Linked DNA regions of Homo sapiens: regions 1, 2 and 4 are each linked to region 3. A link is a contact called in ENCODE Hi-C or POLR2A ChIA-PET data. All regions are on one chromosome and are shown on one strand. The core of a region is the stretch at or near the end of the contact, and the rest is flanking DNA. Distances in the headings are between cores, read along the strand shown.

What was found. Hi-C counts contacts between places; a loop is a spot of excess contacts on that map. ChIA-PET counts read pairs that join two places held with the same protein, here RNA polymerase II (POLR2A). Pooled maps may share reads with other maps.
Region 1: a loop to region 3 is called in a map of CD14-positive monocyte, with 2.3 times the contacts of the local background. The contact joins two enhancer-like sites. A Hi-C loop is called at or near these places in 1 of 168 maps with a recorded cell type or tissue (CD14-positive monocyte) and 7 of 50 pooled maps. POLR2A ChIA-PET finds 5 or more read pairs at or near these places in 1 of 52 experiments (AG04449).
Region 2: a loop to region 3 is called in a pooled map, with 2.2 times the contacts of the local background. The contact joins two enhancer-like sites. A Hi-C loop is called at or near these places in 1 of 168 maps with a recorded cell type or tissue (K562) and 5 of 50 pooled maps. POLR2A ChIA-PET finds 5 or more read pairs at or near these places in 1 of 52 experiments (activated T-cell).
Region 4: a loop to region 3 is called in a map of prostate gland, with 2.1 times the contacts of the local background. The contact joins two enhancer-like sites. A Hi-C loop is called at or near these places in 1 of 168 maps with a recorded cell type or tissue (prostate gland) and 1 of 50 pooled maps. POLR2A ChIA-PET finds 5 or more read pairs at or near these places in 5 of 52 experiments (A673, BJ, T-cell and 1 more).

What each region holds. Positions count from the first base shown.
Region 1 is chr2:12,587,074-12,591,664 of GRCh38, forward strand. No RefSeq gene overlaps it. Among named protein-coding and RNA genes, the nearest start is that of TRIB2, 130 kb to the right of the region's middle. Within about 2 kb of position 1,323, at least 8 of the 41 ENCODE cell types and tissues checked have a DNase peak (open chromatin) inside an H3K27ac peak, as active enhancers do; they include CD14-positive monocyte, where a contact is called at or near this core.
Region 2 is chr2:12,284,491-12,288,995 of GRCh38, forward strand. The region is part of intron 3 of MIR3681HG (MIR3681 host gene); the gene reads left to right. Among named protein-coding and RNA genes, the nearest start is that of MIR3681, 88 kb to the left of the region's middle. Within about 2 kb of position 2,806, at least 4 of the 41 ENCODE cell types and tissues checked have a DNase peak (open chromatin) inside an H3K27ac peak, as active enhancers do.
Region 3 is chr2:12,453,701-12,458,263 of GRCh38, forward strand. The region is part of intron 4 of MIR3681HG (MIR3681 host gene); the gene reads left to right. All of the region lies in intron 1 of LOC105373431 (a long non-coding RNA gene), which reads right to left. Among named protein-coding and RNA genes, the nearest start is that of MIR3681, 260 kb to the left of the region's middle. Within about 2 kb of position 2,736, at least 27 of the 41 ENCODE cell types and tissues checked have a DNase peak (open chromatin) inside an H3K27ac peak, as active enhancers do; they include CD14-positive monocyte, where a contact is called at or near this core.
Region 4 is chr2:12,682,194-12,686,675 of GRCh38, forward strand. No RefSeq gene overlaps it. Among named protein-coding and RNA genes, the nearest start is that of TRIB2, 33 kb to the right of the region's middle. Within about 2 kb of position 2,423, at least 5 of the 41 ENCODE cell types and tissues checked have a DNase peak (open chromatin) inside an H3K27ac peak, as active enhancers do.

The sequences.
Region 1 (4,591 bases), core at 73-2,572, 130 kb after region 3:
CTAGAAGACACCTGTCATTCTCTGTCATGTGGCTCTTTCCACAACAAGGCACCTGTTTTAAATGGCTCGCCTGATTATATCAGACTCACTCAGGATAATCTCTCTTAGACTACCTCAAAGTCAATTAATTAGGGCCCTTAATTACATTTTCAAAATCTTTTCACCTTTGATGTATAACTGATCTAGTTACAGAAGAGATACCCTTCCTATTGCTCCTACACTCAAGGGGTAAGTATTGTACAAGGATGTGGGCCATTGGGGGTCACTTTAGAAGTCTGCCTGCTGCATGGGCTCTTCCCTCATTGTGTGCCTCCTCGGGCTTGCATGCTATCTAGAGGACCCAATCATCCCACAGAAGAATGATGTCAGCAGGAAAGGCCGGGAGTAGAGTGTATGTGCACTGTGTAGCCTGTGAGTAGACCTGGTTGGCTTTGTGACCTCAAGTAAGTCATTTCAAGTATATTTGCTTTTCCTATTGGGAGTCAATTCTCCATTGGGTTTTCCCATTTCTGAAGGTATTGCAAGCAGAAGCACTAAAAGATAACTATATTTTCAAGGATGTTTGTATAGCAAGAAGCCTTGGAAGATATAGATAGCATCATCCTCCAGAGTAGAGGGTAAGTTTGTTAAGTGCCAGGTAAAAGAAAGATAATGTCTTCCTTCTGGGAAAAAATTCCCACAAGTTTGCTTGCAATCTAGTATAAAAGATTTGAGTTCATGAGATTGGAGTTCCTCATTTGTGATGCACACCTGTGCATGCAGCATTCACCTGAGTCCACTTTTGTGTTGCCTCCATTAGAAGTTGGAACAAGGCGAACCAATGCAACCATGAAGTTTATGCTGCTGTCTGTGTTGTAAACAATGGTCCTTTGTCTCTGGTCCAGGAGTCTCATTTCTTCTGCCGGCACTCATGAACCTGCAATAGCTAACTTGCCTGGTTGCAAAGAAAAGAAAATCTCAGATATTCCATGGTTCTTAACATTTCCCCATAGTACCTTTATATGAGGGGTGCTTCCAACTTCACTTGCTTAACACCATGACCTATGGTCCTTCTAACTCACCCTCTAGTATCACTTCCTCCTTGGAAAGTTTCTTAACTCATCCCCTTTCTTCTAGAAAAAGTCATTCACACTCTCTTCCACACAGTACTTCCTCCTTCCTCCTTAACCACAGTTTCACTTTCCAGTTTCACTTTTCAGTTACCTATGGTTAACTGCAGTCTGGAAACATTAAATGGAAAATCTCAGAAAGAAATCATGTTGTAAATTGTGTGCCATTGTGAGTAGCATGATGAAACCTTGTGCTGCCTTGCTCTCTCCTGCCCAGCACTTGATTCATCCCTCTGTCCAATGTATCCACACTGCGTATGCTCCCGGCCTGTGAGTCACTCAGTAGCCATCCCAGCTCTCAGAATCACTGTCCTGGTATTGCAGTACTTGTGTGCAGGAAACCTTGTTTCGCTTAATAATGGCCTCAGAGTGCAACAATAGTGAAACTGGCATATTGTGATCAAGGTTCTATTTTATTATTGTTGTTAATCTCTTACTGTGCCTAATTTATGAGCTAAACTTTATCATAGGTATGTATGTACAGAAAAAAGTGTAGTATGTATAGGGTTCAGTACCATTTGCAGTTTCAGGCATCCAGTGGGGGTCTTAGAACATATTCCATAGAACATATTCCCCACGGAAATGGAGGGACTACTGTATTACCCTTCCACTTATGCCATAAAGGTCAGATTAAAAGGAAAACTGTCTTCCCCAAAACTACACATCATTTTGAGAATAAGGAATTGCAACATATCTAGTTCTATATAAAATCTACTATAGAGGACTTTCCCAAATATTTTACTTTTCAAATCAGATTAGTATTTGGAGAAGAGACATTAACATGAAGCAACCTCAGTAAACATTGGTATTGGATCTCCATAGAAGTCTCTTAACGGGATTATTAACAAAGGGGGCAAAGAAATGTAATTTAGGTGTAATTATTTCTCTGGGGATTGGGAGTTGGTGATGACCTCCCAAGTTCATTTCTTGCACGTTGTCACAAACAAGGATATCAAAACCACTTTAGGAACGCAATTGGGTAAGAGATGTATGTTGCAAAGATCATGAATAGTAAATAGAAACTTGTGACTTGGGAAAAAACTTCCAGTGACAACCTTTTATAAAGATTCAAGAAGATCTGCCTCTCAAACCTAAATAAAGATTAGGCGCACTAGGTGACTCAAAGAGCGCTTTGATTGACAAGGAAGACATGATACTGAGGAGACAGGATGAGTTCAAATAAACTTGCATCAGGAAATGAGCAGAGAAAAATTAACATACTTTACACATGATTGAATGTTAAATGTGTAGCTATTTTGAAAGGTAGATATTTTATTATTTGGCTACCTTAGTTATTTGTAGAGACATTGTGTGTGTGTGTGTGTGTGTGTGTGATCCTATTTTGCACTTCCTGACAAGGAACCTGTGGCTGTCGTTATATTCACAGCTCTGCTGTATTCGGTGGTAGTTAGTAAACGTTCCCTGCATCTTGCACGTGATAGACAGTCTCCACTTCTGAATGAGATGAAGTTAGAGATCATTGTATCCTCAACATTTTGCATCCTATTTGACACACGGTGGTCAGAAAAATTCATGTTGAAAATTAAATTTTTCACCTGAGACATCAATTTTCATCTCTATAAAATAAGGTGATTTGAGCAACCAATCTCCACTGTCCTTCTGGGCTCAGAGGTTCCAAGAGTCCTTCATCTAGAAGCTGCTGGAAATCAGTGCTGTAACTGGCTGCAAATTCCTGTGAGAAGACTTCGTGGAAGTCTCCCCTCAGAGGCCTAATCAAGAAAGCCTTCTAGGGCTGAAAGCCACCTTTGTGACACTGCCCCACCTCCCCCCCTTGCAAAGGGGCCAGGGTTTCTGTGGGAAGAAGGGAAGCTCATGCTTTATGGCATGTTTTGCTAATGTGACAATCAAAGGCCTTCCAGGTGTTAATGGTGGCAACGGTGCAGAAAGCCCAGAGTGACATAATTCGGTTCTGGCTTGTGTTGGTCTGATTGCCTTTTTTGGCATCAGCTAACTCTCAGTTTCCTTTCACCTTTTGGTTGAAATGAACCGAGTGAGCTGAGGCGAAGTTTCCTAGGATTAGGATGTAAACCTGATCTTCCTGTACCCCAGATCCCAGGGCTGGAAATCAGCTGGCTGAGGAGAGGGAGGTGGAGAGGTGGGCAACTACTCACCCCATGGAAGCCACAGCTCTCACCATGTTTAAGAGAGACTGGAGAAGAAAACAAGGTCCACAGAGTCTCCTAATTACAAACAAGGGCCTGTCTCTTCTCATCCACATTAATTAATGCTGTTGCCTGGCTTTGCTTGTACAGAAGCTGAGTGGCTTATTCCGCCTTGCTCATGAAATTCTCAAGTCAAAGCATTCTGCTCGGCTGGCCATGGTGCCTGGCAGCATGGGGACAGACCTTCCCAATTATCACCTCCAGAATAAACCTATTCAGTTCTCTGCAAAAACAAATGACATCAGCAACAATAACCACGCAATCACACTGGCATTTACTTCTACCTGAAATGCATTCCCTGTAATTCAAAACAACCTAGTACAGTGGGCAGGAAAGGTGTTGCTATTTGCACTGGCGAAATGAGAACATGAAGGCCCGGGGGAGCAAAGCAACCTCCTGGGGATAATAAAGTGCATCAGGCAGACTGGATCCTGGTCCTTGGTCTTAAACTCTCAGAAGGAGTAGACTTTCTTATGAAAACCACTTCACTTGAAGTCACCCCAGAACTGAATTTTCCTCACTTTTTCTCAGCCCGTGGTATGGGAAGAGTAAGGTGTTGGGAATGGGTTAGCTATATTTAAACACTAATTCCATGGTTTACTAACTGTGTTATTTAGCATCTCATAAGGACAGTTAATTTATCTATAAAATGATCATAATAATGCTTTTCTCATGGGATTTCTGGATTATATAAATGCAAAAATATAAGTACTTTTAGATACTTAACAAATATATGAGTTCCTTTTTCCTTTCTTTAAGGGACACAGTCCTTCACCATCAGCAATTTTATTTACAGATCTCTCAAATGGCAGGGCTACAGAGAAACATATGAAAAATAATATATTAAGCTATGGGATTAAACATATCATGGAGGGTGCCATGGTAGGGAGGACTTCATATTTTTGAGTTTTCAGTCCCATCACCAAAAAGGATAGATAGGCCCCTCTCTTACCACATGCCAGCTTCTCTTTGGCTGTCAATCTGCAGTTCCATATTGCAGCCTCACTTGTCAGAGATTAGGGCCTCAGACACCAATAAATTCACTGGTTGTTGCTATAAAGGCCTCTGAACAAAATGGGACATGACAAAGGAAACTAATGACAACTTTCCATTCTACATACCATTGCAGGCTGGAGCTCAGACTCCCAGAAACATTCCCTGCACTGAAGGAACCTCCAGTTCTCAGGACCCACTCTTCATTCTCCTGCTCTTTGGGCAGAATGCATAAATTGGTTAATGCTACCTGGACTTTAGCAGTTAAAAAAATTACAGTGTGGAAGGTACTGGTTTAGTTTTAAG
Region 2 (4,505 bases), core at 1,556-4,055, 170 kb before region 3:
TTATAACAGTTGTATTCACAAGGTAGAAATAACGCAAATGTCCATCACTGAATAAAAGGAGAAACAAATTGTGGTATCTATATACAACTAATCGATCCTAAAAAGGTATGGAGTGCTGATTCATGCTACAACTTGGATAAACCTCAAAAACATTATGCTAAGTGAAAGAGGCCAGACCACAAAATGTTACACATTGTATGACTCCTTTTATATGGGTTATCCAGAATAGGAAACTTGATAAAGAAAGTAGATTGATGGTTTCCAGGGTAGAACAGCAGGGAATGAAGAATGATTGCTTAATAGTTATGGAGTGTTTTTCTGTGGTAATCAAAGGTTTTGAAACCAGAGAGAGGTAGTGGTTTTACAACATTGTGAATGTGTCAAATACCACTGAATTGTATAATGTCAAATGATTAATTATAGGGGATGTGAATTTTACCTCAGTTAAAAAAAAGTACACATGGACATTGTAATAAAAACATATAAGACAGCTATTAAAATTCTTCAGAGAGTTTAGAATCTATGCTTTTGAAAATTGCTTAACATAGCAAAGCAAATACCTACTGGTCTAGAAATAGAGGTTAAATGCAAAGATTACTATATTTACTTGAGAAAAACACTATTTTCAAATAAAGCTTCCGATGAACCAGGAATTGATGAGGAAGACAATTTTAAAATGAATTTTCATTGTGATTGTAGCTACAATGATAAAATGGATGAACAGATATTTTGAATCACCTACAAATCATAAAGTCACTTTAAGTTTCTTGTATGATCACCACAAGTTGTAGGAAGTACCATTGCATAACCTTATATTTTAAGTTAATTTCAGACTTTCCTGAAACTAATTGTATAAAGAGTTAAATCTTTTTAGAAAAAATGTTCTCTAAGAATCATCAACTCCAGATGTACAATTTATATTTTCAAAAAATATATCAGAATTGTCATAACCTAAGCATACTCTTAATAGTTTCAAGAACAGTTCCATCAGCAGAAAGATTATTCTGAAAATTAAAAACTATCAAAAATTATTTGTGATCTTGCATTTTTCAAGAGTGACTGATGTCACTTTTAATTATACAGATTGAAAATGAAGTTACAAAAAGTATAAATTCTGATGTCCTAATTTGCAGAAAAGCAAGACATAAAAATGTTATGATCAAGGAAGACATCACATTAATCAGTATTATTTATTGTATTAAATAAAATCGTGACACTGAAATATTATTTTTTATAATTTTTAAGTTTATAGCATTAATCATGTACTTCTTTTACCCCATCATGTTTTATAATTAACAAACTATTTCTTAGAGAAAAAAGTTTTGTATTTTATTGCGTTTACCTGATCTTCTTTTATCTTGCTTTTTAAACTGAGGAACCTGTGATAACATTTCACTCTGGGCATCACAAGTTACATATTTGGCCTCAAGCATAATGTATGAATTGCAGCTTTTATTAGGAGACCCATGCTTCGAGATTTTTTTTTTTTTTTCCTAAGGAAAAATGTTAAGAGGGATGCCCACCTTCCTTGGCTCAGGCTCTTTGTTCTCCATAGGACCAGTCAAAAATCTTTCAGCAAATACTATTTACCTAGGATTACCTGGACTACTATCTGTACAGCAGGTTGACAATCTAAAATATTTAAGATATAGTCTCTGAAAAAGTTAAATCACATCAATAGCTAACTGTGAAACTGTGCTCTGGACTTGAAGCTGTATCTGATTCAGGGGTCAAAGAGAAAGAGAGGGATTTTGTTGCAACCAATTCTTTATATTATATAAAGCTTATTATAAGCATTTGTTACAGTTGTTTTTTCCCATATATTATTGAAGTGCCGTCTTTGTCTGGGTTAAGTACCAGAGGTTCGTTGTCTCACACTAAGAAAATCAAGGATGTGGACACACAAGTAGTGAGTTTAAGACTGGAGGTTTAATAGATAAAAGAAAGAGAACAGAGAGTAGCTCTCTCTCCTGCAGAGAAAATGGGGAGCCCAAGTGGGTCTTCCGGTCTGTGGTGAAGTGCAGGAGGTTTTATAGGCTGGCTTGAGAAGGTGATGTCTGATTTACATAGGGCCCAAAGATTGGTTGGACCAAGTGTGACGTTTACATAGTTTGCAAAGAAGCTGGCTATGCCACCCTAATCTTTTATTATGCGAATGGATTTTCCACCTGGCCTGCTCCATGTTGTCTGCTCCTCACTGCATATGTGGTTGACAAAGAAAAGGGAAAATGAAGCTGCCCTGTTGAACATGCCTAACCCCTGTGTAGCCTTTTCCTATTGGCATGGCTGCTGGCATTCACTCACGCAGGCTTCCAACTTGCTTATCTATGTCTTTAGCTTGATCTTACAGGCTGCTTTGTGTTAGAAAAAAAGTGATTTTAGGGCTGCTTTTTATTAAAAGGAAAACCTTACTGAGGACTTCCTTATTCTCACTATCTGCCTGAATAATTTCTTTTTAACTCCTATATCATTATTTTATTTCCTATAGCACAACAGTCATATAAGACTATTGCCCCAATTTTAAGTTAGAAAATTGATGCTCCAAGAAATCAAAATTGGACCCTCGACGCAGTCAAATGTTTATGCTGATGCCACCAATGGGTATGTAGGTGCAGGCCATCAATCTGGAAGGAGTAGGACTTTCCCTTTAAATCACTTGCCAAAGCCACTAAGTATACATTAATACATTTGTTCTTTGCCCTTTAGGAAAACTGTTTTCTTGAAACAAGGCTACTTATTTTAGCTTTCATAACCCAAAATGAAAGGAAGCACTATGATAAAGTTCTCTATGATAAAGATCTTTCCTGAGATACTCCCTTTTTAAGCATTGAACCTTACCTTCCGGCGTTTCCTGTTACTCATCTGTTATATGTCTCTGCCAATTACAGAAGGGTTTTTTTTTCTGTATTCCCTTTTCTTCACTTTCACTATTTATTCCCCATTTGTAAACCATCAAAAGTTTGTGCTTGAAGCCATTCGGCTTTCTTTAACTTTTGACATGATTCAGTTCTACAGCCAATTTCCATGTCATTCCTCATAGAAAACAAACAAACTGAGCCCAGGACATAAATTTCAGAGTCACTCAGCTGGGGTAGAGGACTGGGAAGGTGTCTGGCTCACAGCTCCAGGCTGGCAAGGCAAGCACCGGCTGCTCCACACCCTCACACCCCTGGGAGAGGAGTCTTTTCGAAACCCAGGAAGCCACTAACCTACCCAAATGAGAATTTGTTTTTGGGTAATCACCAACTAACACTTGACATAAACAGCATAGACAGCCCTGAATTAGGCAACCCTGAGTTTGAGTCTTGACCTTGAGAAAGTTGTGGGCTTTTGCTTTATTAGCTATAAAATGCACATAACAATAGTCTTGACCTAGTAAAAGGCTGTTGGAAAGATTAAAAGAAGAAATGATTAAATGAGATAATGCCTGGCTTAAGTAAAGTACACATTTGATAAATGTTACCCATTACTATTTATGAAATGCTTCTCTAAGAAATCAATTTCCTATTCTCTTTCAAGTCAATTGACTATACCTTTATTTTTAGCCCTTGGGATAAAGCTTACCAAGTCTGGATCAGATAGATTGAACAATGGGTTGCTGGAGATAATCAATAAATCCAGAAAGTGTTGCTGGGGAAGAAGCTTAACAAAGACCCTCTTCTCACATGGCCATAGACTGGGGGAGTATGCTTATCTGATGAAGGTGACCTCATCTCAGCCTTCCAAGAACACATTCTTATCCTTTCTCATCTCTGGTGGCAGCCCCCACCACAAACGCCTTGAGACCATAGATTCTCTTTTCTCTCCCCCATCAACTATGAACAGACAAAGATCCTAAACTTAAACTGCTGAGAAAGTTTAAAGGGTGGCTCCCCTCCCCAGTTCCGTGCCTTGAATGGAAGCTCAGTGTCAGGACAATAAACTTGTCATCCTGTTTACATTGGTTTTTCAAGGTTAATGTTGGAGGGAAGGAGGGCTTACTTGAATACCCTCCTTGAATCAGAGCATGTGTATTTGCTTATAAATTAACCATGCTAGGCAGAATTCATATCAGTAGCAAACAAGATACTGGGGGACAATAACAGTTATGGATATTTGTCCAGTGCTGGATAAATTCAGATCATTTTCTGAACACGTTTCATTTTGTTTCCCAACATCGTTTTAGGGCATCTTGATGCAGGAGCGGGACCAAGAATTTGGCTTCAGAAGTTCAGGTTCATATGTCAGCTCTGTTTAAGCCCCTCTCTGTGCAAGCTCAGGAAAATGGCTTCCCTAATGAAGCCTCAGTTCCTAACCTGGAAAACAGAGGATTTTTAAAAACATCCTACTTCACAGGGCTTTTAAGAGATTGGATGGAACAGTCATTGATGACCTGTCTTTCCCCAGAAATCTTCAGTTCAGAAAGTTCAGGCATATTAAAAGATGGAGTCAAGACAGAATGGGGTCTTCTGACTGAAGGGTCTTCCAGGGCCCTGCTTCAGGGTCCCTGTTCCTGAAACGTTAGC
Region 3 (4,563 bases), core at 1,486-3,985:
GAGATGAATAGTGCCTGGAACTGTTAATATTTCTCAAATGAATTAAATAATGTGCTGTAAATACAGGATTTTTTTTTTGTTTATCGCTTTGCTTTTTTTTAATTAAAGAAAATGCCCTTTCTTGGAGTAATCCTAAAAAGTTGAGAAGGTGGATTAGAATAATCAGCAGAGAGGCCTCGGAGAGTTATCCCGGCAGAGAAGCCTCGGGGAGGTGTCCCGGCGGGGGAGCCTCGGGGAGGTGTCCCGGCGGGGGGGCCTCGGGGAGGTATCCCCTTTTTGCTGTTTATGTTTATGGTGCCAGCTCATGCAAGGGATGCTGTAATGGTTAATTTTATGTGTCAACTTGTCTGGGTCACAGTGCCCAGATATGTCATAGAACATTATTCTGGATGTTTCTGTGAGGGTGTTTTCGGTGAGATTTAAAATGCTGGACTTTGAGTAAAGCTCATGGTGCTCCACATTTATAAGTGGGCCTCAACCAACCAACTGAAGGACTGAATAGAATGTAAGACTGATAAGACTGACTTTCCCTTCTCCCAGCAAGAAGGAATTCTCTGGAAGACTGTCTTTGGACTCAAACTGAAACTCTTTCCCGTTTTCAGCCTGCCAGCTTCCCCTATCAAATTTTGGACTCTCCAAGCCCCCACAATCATCAGAGCCATTTCTTAAAATAAATCTCATTTTTATATATCTACATCTTCATCCTATAGTTTCTGTTTCTCCAGAGAACTAATAAAATGCATCCACTCACTGGTCATCTGTAAGGAGGCTACACTTCTTTTTTTTTCTTTTCTTTTTTATTTTATTTTATTTTATTTTTTTTGAGACGGAGTCCCGCTCTGTTGCCCAGGCTGGAGTGCAGTGGCGTGATCTCAGCTCACTGCAAGCTCCACCTCCCGGGTTCACGCCATTCTCCTGTTTCAGCCTCCCAAGTAGCTCATACTACAGGCGCCCGCTACCACGCCTGGCTAATTTTTTTTTTTTTTTGTATTTTTAGTAGAGACGGGGTTTCACTGGGTTAGCCAGGATGGTCTCGATCTCCTGACCTCGTGATGCGCCTGCCTCGGCCTCCCAAAGTGCTGGGATTACAGGTGTGAGCCACCACTTGAGTGTCCTCTCTTGCCTTGACACATCCCACGTTTCATCCCAATCATCACAGCCGCTGCTGATAACTTTGTAGCATGTGGCTGAGAGTCTTCTTTGGAAATGCAGCAGATCCATTGTAAATAGGAATCCAACTAATGAGAAAGCAAGACCATGGAAAGCCAGAGCCATGAAGGCGTGGAAAACCAATTCACTCAGTCCTGCTACTCCTGTTTCTTGCTCTGAAGAGAGGCCTAGGAGTGGCTACTTTAAGCCGGAAGTGCACAGGCTTTGCAGTCGGGCAAAGGAGGATGCGCAGTGGCATTTAAGGACCGATAACTAGGAGTTGGAAGGGTATCAGGCCATCCCAGGGGATGTTACAATGGAGAGAGGTAAACATAAAAGCCACATGCGTGGCTTTTTACCCAAGCATGGCACTAATTAAGAACATGGAACACAAAAACAATCTCTGGAATTTTACAGGTTTCAGGAGTGTAAGTCCCCAATTGATGAGATTAAGTTTCTACCATGTAGCAAAACAGAGGTTTGAAATGAATATTGCCCATGTACAGAAAATACAATTACATTCTTGCAAAATTGATTTTTTGCAGGCTGAGATTAATATCTGCTCCAAAACTTAATATTGTAGAGTAAATGGTGACACATCATTAGTACTTAGATTACATATATTAACATATTAATATAGATGAGTATCATAAAATAACATACTTATATATAATGGTAAATAAGAAAAATATAAAGCTGAGTGACGATGTAGAATAAACCACTGGTTCTGTGGGCAAACAAAACTGTATTTGAATCCCAGATTCATGACTTGACCCGGGAACTTCAGGCAGGTACTAATATTTTCTTAGGTAGTGGTTGCATTTTAATCTGTAAAATGGAGACAATCTTTTGACCTTGGAGGAATTTTGTCAGAAATAAATTTGATTAAAAATCTAAATCATTGAGTCCAGTTTCTGACCAAATAGTGCTCAGCAGATGGTGTTTCCTGGATTCTGTCCCAGTGTGTAAAATATGTATGAATGAGGAGGACGCCTGGAAGGAAATAAATAAAACCGAAAACACATTTGTTGGGGTGATGAAATGATGCATGATTAATTTTTCACTTTTCAAAAATTTCTGCAATGTTGCATCATTCTTTTAACAATAATATATATACTATATATATACATACATATATATATACTATATATACACATACATATATACTATATATATACATATATACTATATATACACATACATATATGTACGTGTGTGTGTATATATATATTATATAATATATAATATATATAATATATTATATAATATATAATATATTATATATTATATAATATATATAATATAATATATATATATTATATATATAATATATAATATATATAATATATATAATATATATAATATATATATAATATATATATAATATATAATATATATAATATATATTATATATAATATATATATCTGAGAAAGCTTTTCACCAAGCTCTACAGTCCACAAAGTAAACAGAGGAATGTGTCAGATAAATTTGGCTTCTCTCTCTGACCCTGCTGCCTTACACAGAGAGGGGCGGAGCAACGGGGGAGCCCAAGCACTTCCTTTTTGGTTAATCAGCCTGACCCACTGATTGCGACACTCCAGAGCCTCATGCTTTTCTCAGCCTTTAAGTATCTTTCTGAATTGCTGTCCAAGGGCAAATTTTTCCTGTCAAACAGACCTGCAAGGTTGCTAGGCACATACAAGGAAAAAGAGATTCTGGTTACTCAATACTTGTTTTGCAAAGTCTGTTTAAAAAAAATTGCATCATATCTCATTTGATGATTGTGCAATGCAGGGTGGATACCTAAACTGAAAGTTAAGTAAGACTGAGCTGTCGGCACCTTTGCAATTGAGACATCCATTTATACGCCAGTGGAAAATATTCAGTTGTTATTAGTTTTAAGTAAAAAAAAGGGGGATAAAGCCAATGAAAATAGACCCCAATGCTCCCTGCACAGATAAAATACACACAGAAAATTTCCTATCCTGTTTCTTCTCAGGTATTTGGTACATTATGCTCCTGTGATGAATATAAATAGGATTAGTCTTTGGATCCTGCCAATTCACCTGGGGTTGTCTTTTAGTACAAAGAGTACCGATTAGGGAATTGCCCAATCTGGATGCAAATCCTGATGACTGGCAAATGACTTAATCTCGCTGAGTGGGATTTTCTTCCTCTTTATGATGAGGATGGTAATAGGAAGTCAGAAATTAGTGGAGAATAACTGTAAAGGACTGAGGCTATAGCCTGGCATGCATAGGGGATCAATACATATTAGTTCCCTTCCAACTCTTAATTTTCCTCATCTTAAACTGCTCGCCGTAATGGGTCCTGTTTCATGCTCACTTATCAAACATCATTCCGCCCCAGGACCTACATTAATACTTGGGGTGGGGTCAACAGATACAGGGAAGAGTCAGCCATGGGCACTGCCCTTCACATGCTCACAGTTTATTGGTAGAAGAGGCACATCTGTGAGTGGATTCTGGAAATAGCAGATGGCAGGGCATCATAAGGGAGAAGTTTATGGAGCCTGGGGAGGCAGGTATGGAGGGAGATTGAAGAAGGAGAAATACTTCTACACTCAGAGGTGCCAGAAATCACTGTGCAAGAGCTGGGCTTCCATCTAATGGTGTACTATAAGCAAAGCACAGTCCTAGGGAATTTGAGCTGTGTCCCTAAAAACAAAACCATCAGCTCATAGTCTGTTTACACAGTTGCTTCTCTAGTTGGTGTTTCTCTAACTTTGGGGCATCATTCACCCTCTGCAAATGTCCGTTTCCTCAACCTCCAAACATGGTCAACATTCCATGCTTCTTGAGTATGTGTTCTGAGGGAAGAGTTGGCAGTGCAAGAGAATGGGACAGGATGGGGAAAGGGAATTAGTGTTCAGTGATATAATTGACATGAAATTGGTTAAATATAAAATCTTGGGAAAACGTGAGACATTATTATGGTGCATAATTACATGCTTAATACAAGAGATGTGGGTTTTGAATCAGACAAAGGACTCAATGTTTTGCACAGATTCAACACTGGTACTTTGAGTAAACTGGATACTTCTTTGTTGATCTAAAGGGAAGAAACAGACAATCCCCAGTCGAGAGTTTCCACAAGCAGTTGAAGTGCATTGCTCAGCCGCAGCTCATTCCCTCACCCAGCACATGCTCTGTTACACTTTCTACTGTCTTTGGCACAGAAAGTGCACACACATATTCTCAAAGGGAAAATGCCATGCAAATGACACATTTTTCACAAGATGTGGAATTTCTTGTGTCTGTGATAGGCCTGAAGGCTCAGAGATAGGTACGATTTTTAAAATTGTTGTCATAGAACAAATAAACTTGAACTGAAGCCTCTATCCAAACACACCTGACACCTAGAAATTGGGAACCTTTGGCATCAGTCCAGCA
Region 4 (4,482 bases), core at 1,173-3,672, 230 kb after region 3:
CCTCCGGAGCTCCAGGCTAGCAGCTGATGAGATGGGGAGGGCCACATATGCAAAAGTCAAAGGACAAGAAGATGGGAGAAGCCAACCCTTCTGTGTCTAATGCATGCTCTGCTCCCTCAGAGCTTTTCCCCAGCCAATATACTTCTCAGGGAGGGACCCATAAGACACGAGGCAGGGCCTGGGAGTAATTTAAGGAAGGCATGGAGGAAAACCGGAAGAGTCAGAAGAAAATAACAACAACAGAAACACATCACACAGACTCCAGACTCCAGGGTGTAGAGAAAAAGACAGGAAGGGAGGAATGTAGGACAGAAGGGAGGAAGAACTGGAGTGGGGAAGAGGGGAAGGGAGGGAAGGAAGGAGAAAGGGAGAGAAGGAAGTCAATGCTCCAGTTCAGGGTCGTGTCTCTATTTCTCTGCCTGGAACACTTGCCTCTCTCCTCCTCTCTCTCCCTTCATCAATCTTTATCAGAGATGGGGTTATACAGTTTCACACCTTCTTCCTTGGAAAGTAAGTCCATAAAAAGCGAATGAGCTGTGCAGATCCTGGCCTTCCTCTGCTCTGGTCTGCATTTCACTGGGTTGATGATGCACCCTGCAGTTCCCAGACTCCCCTCTCAGCTGGCTTTGGGCTTCAGTTGGCCATAGTGTCTTGGAGGAGAGCTAGGAAAGGGCAAGAAAGAAAAAGTCTGGGTTGTTTTCCTTTTCCCTCTTCCCTTCAGCCTTTCCAACCCCTGCCCCTTGACCTGGAAAGCACAGCCTTGTCCCTTTGCTGTTCAGTTTGGGATGGACCTGGCTCCCTATTTTTTTTTTTTTGTGCTAATCTCTGAGTTGCTTTGTCCTACTCTGTTTGGTTTTTCTGATCTTCTATCACCACTGAAGCTAATTCATTGGATTAAATTCCTCCTGTTCTAAATACTTAAAGAGGCTCCTGATTTTCTTGAATGACACACAAGCATAATTTTAAACAATAGAAATCCATGCATTATAAAACTAAAAAGAGTACAAAGAAGGATTCCATTTTTAAAACACCTCCCTTTAAAAATGGGTTCCACTTCAGATGGATAATTTAACAATAAGAACTTTTGTTTGAATAGAAGTCAAAGTGTTTACAGGCATAAAAGTATTTCTGAAAGAATAATCATCGGTTTCTTTAACAGTACTATAATGAATTAAGACACAGTACTATCCACAAGTTCATCAATATTTAATTTTCTTCTAAAAACCACATTAGGATTAACATTACAAAGAAAACAGGTTTTTGTTGCAAGGAAAAATGTATCTCTGTGATATGATTGTTTCATGTGATACGTCTGTTAGCATAACGCAGTGGAAGGGAGGTTATTTATATGAACAAAATCTCTTTTTCTGAATTTCTGCCCCTTGTTACTTTTACAAACGAAGCATCACTTGATCAGCAGGAAGACACAGTACACAAAGCTTTGCCACAGCAGGATATGTTCCCTAATGTTTGGCTAATCTTTGGGTGTTCTCAAAGAAAGTAATGGAAGAATTTTAATAGCAGGGGTTATATGAACTTCTTCTTGAATTACCTGGGTCAGCTAAACACTTTGCAAGATGTTATGGCACAAGACCCATATAAGTATGTCCAGAATCTCTACACTGCCATATTCAGAACCAATTTGTAGCTCTTTTCTAAGTGCTAAGCTTTAATAGATAACGCTGTTAATAATTAATCCTTTTCTTAAAGTGCTTTGATTTTTCTGATTCATATTCCGCTAAGTATTTTTTTGGCAACTGAAAGCTTACTGAGCCAAGGCACAATTACAATGGTGAAGGAACCATATATTCCAGTCCCCATGAGATGCTAATGAAGGAGGCTAGGCAGGTGTGCCGACTTCAGCCTGCAAAAGAAGCTTGGCATTATTCATCTCATCACAAGAGGCACATTTAGCCCAAATTAAAATACCCATGCACACTGGTCACCACACATGCTATTCCACATGAGTGCCTTTGTTAGTACCATTGCCTTTCTCACCTCTACCCTGCTACTGCCTGCTCATCTCTGAAGATTCAGCCATCACCTCCTTCAAGAAGTCCTCCTTGATTCCTCCCCCAGCCCAGGCTTGCTTGGTAGCCTCCCCTCAGCTTTGCCTTACTTGCCTCTGCTTTTTTCTGCACATTGTACCATGGTGATCCCTTTGTGGGTCTGCAGCCCCTATGGACTCCGAGCTTCTGCAAAGCATGGTCTATGTGAATGTGGAGCTTAAAACAGCTTCTCAGTACATGTTTTCTGAACAAAGCTGAGCTGAGCAGAGCAGACTGGCTGATAATTTATGAAGTCTAGATTATGCCTCCAGCAAAACTGCAAAAGGCAACATTTCCTCTAGCCCAGTGCTCCATGACCATTTCAGGACACAGCTGAACACTCATCTTATTTCTGTACAGTCGCCTGTGTGCCGACACGGCTTGCATTTTTCCTTTTCTTTTGGCTTTCTTCCTGTAAGAATTACACAATCTCCTGTCCTCCTCTTACCTCCTCCTCCTCCTCCTGCACTATACCTCCAGCTATGAAAAGCTATGAATAAAGAAAGACAGCTGGCACTTCAGGATCCTGTTACTGATTCAATACGTGCATACCTTTCCATGAGTCCTGCCGAGTTGCATCTTCTTGACAATGGCAATGCCAAATCAGCCTTGATTCTTTCCCATACAGAAAAATACAGACCTCAGAAGCCTGAAAGGGCTTGTGGGGCTCAATCAGACTTGCTCCATCCTATGGGAACATAATGGATCACACATAGGCAAACCTGCCTTCGAAAAGCCTCTACCATCGGCTTTCTGTTTGTGATCCCAGGCCAGATACTGCATTTCTTTGCAGCTTTGTTTCTTCATTTCTAAAATAAGATTAATACTCTACATTACACAGTGTTTGGGGGAGGATTAATAAGATAATATTATGCAGACTCTATCACCTAATGGCAAAAAATGGGTAGAAATAATATTGGTTTTTATTTTGGTCCCACCCCCCCAAAATTCATATGTTGAAGTTCTCACCCCCAGTTCCTTGTAATGTGACCTTATTTGGAGCTAGAATCTTTACAGAGGTAATCAAATCAAAATGAGGTCATTAGGGTGGGCCCTGATCCAACATAACTGATGTCCTTACATAAAGGGGAAATTTGACCACAGAGCCAGGCGCACAGTGAGAACGCTGTGTGAAGATGAATGGAGAGATCAGATTGGAGTGAGGAGTCTACAAGCCAAGGAACGCCAGATGTGGCCCACAATCCCCCAGGAGCTGGGGGAGAGGCTAGGAACAGGGTCTCCCTTATACCTCCAGAAGGGATCAGCCCTATAAACCCTTGATCTTGAACTTCTGGCCTCTAGAACTGCAAGATGATAGTGTCTGTTGCTTAAGCCCTCCAGTTTGTGGTAGTTTATGTTTGAAGATGCTCAAAAATGGAGATGTTAAACAAAAACCTAAGTCACCAGGACAGGTCCAGGAGTTAGACCCAGGCCAGCAGCGCCTTTCCACTAGAGCCCTTTGTTCAGCCAGTGGCTAAAGTGTCAGTCACCACAGTCTCTACCCAGGCCCCTCACATGCCACCTCCTGCAGCAGAGCCCCTTCATCTCCACATCATCTCCCTGTCCCAAAGGGCCTTGAGCACACCCTCCTCTCCAACCTGGCCCTTCAGGGAGGAAGGACAGATGGCTTCCAGTGGGATTCTACTTTAATTGGTCTAGAGTGGGGCTCAGTCATCACTGCTTTAAGAGCTCTCTGGATGACCCTCACGTGCAGCCGGTAAGGATGTCTGCCTTAGACCACACGGCCCTACAGTGAGGCCAGTGCTGTCTTCCTTGTGGGTGTCTGCCATGCACCATCCAGTGGGTGCTCCCGTGGGTGGGGAACCAGTGAATGGAGTCCCTGGTAACAGATGAAAACCAATGAACCTCCTTGAGCATATGGTGCCTGCCTAGCAGTCAGGGGCTCAGGCCCTTACAAAAGCCGCTTAGCTGCCTGCCTCCATCCCCCCACCGCCCTCCATGCTCTGTGCTGCCTCACGGCCTCATTCCTGCCTGGAATCCCAAATCACCTGGCCTTCACATCAAGGAGGGCTGAGTCACTACATGGAGGGGTAGTTTCCATCCAGTTTTTTTTTTTTTATTAATTCTATAGGCCAGTCACATTCTCATTAAGAGGGGATGACCCTCTGATATGGCCAGGGTTCTTTCTGAAATAATAACAACAAATAATAATAAAGCAATAGAATAAAAATAAATAAAGATAACCTCCCTGTTGAAAACAATTGAGTATCCATTGTCTGTTTCAAGTAGTCCACCTCCCTTTGTGAACCATCGTAGCCTGCTGCTGTCCTCAGCTAGTAATCATCCTAATTTTTTTTTTTCTGTGCTGCAATAAACTGAGATATGTTGACCTACTTAATTCTCCCTCACCCACAACAGGCTTTCTCCTGCATCGGGACTGTTGCTCCTGCTGTTCCTTCTCCCTAACCACCTG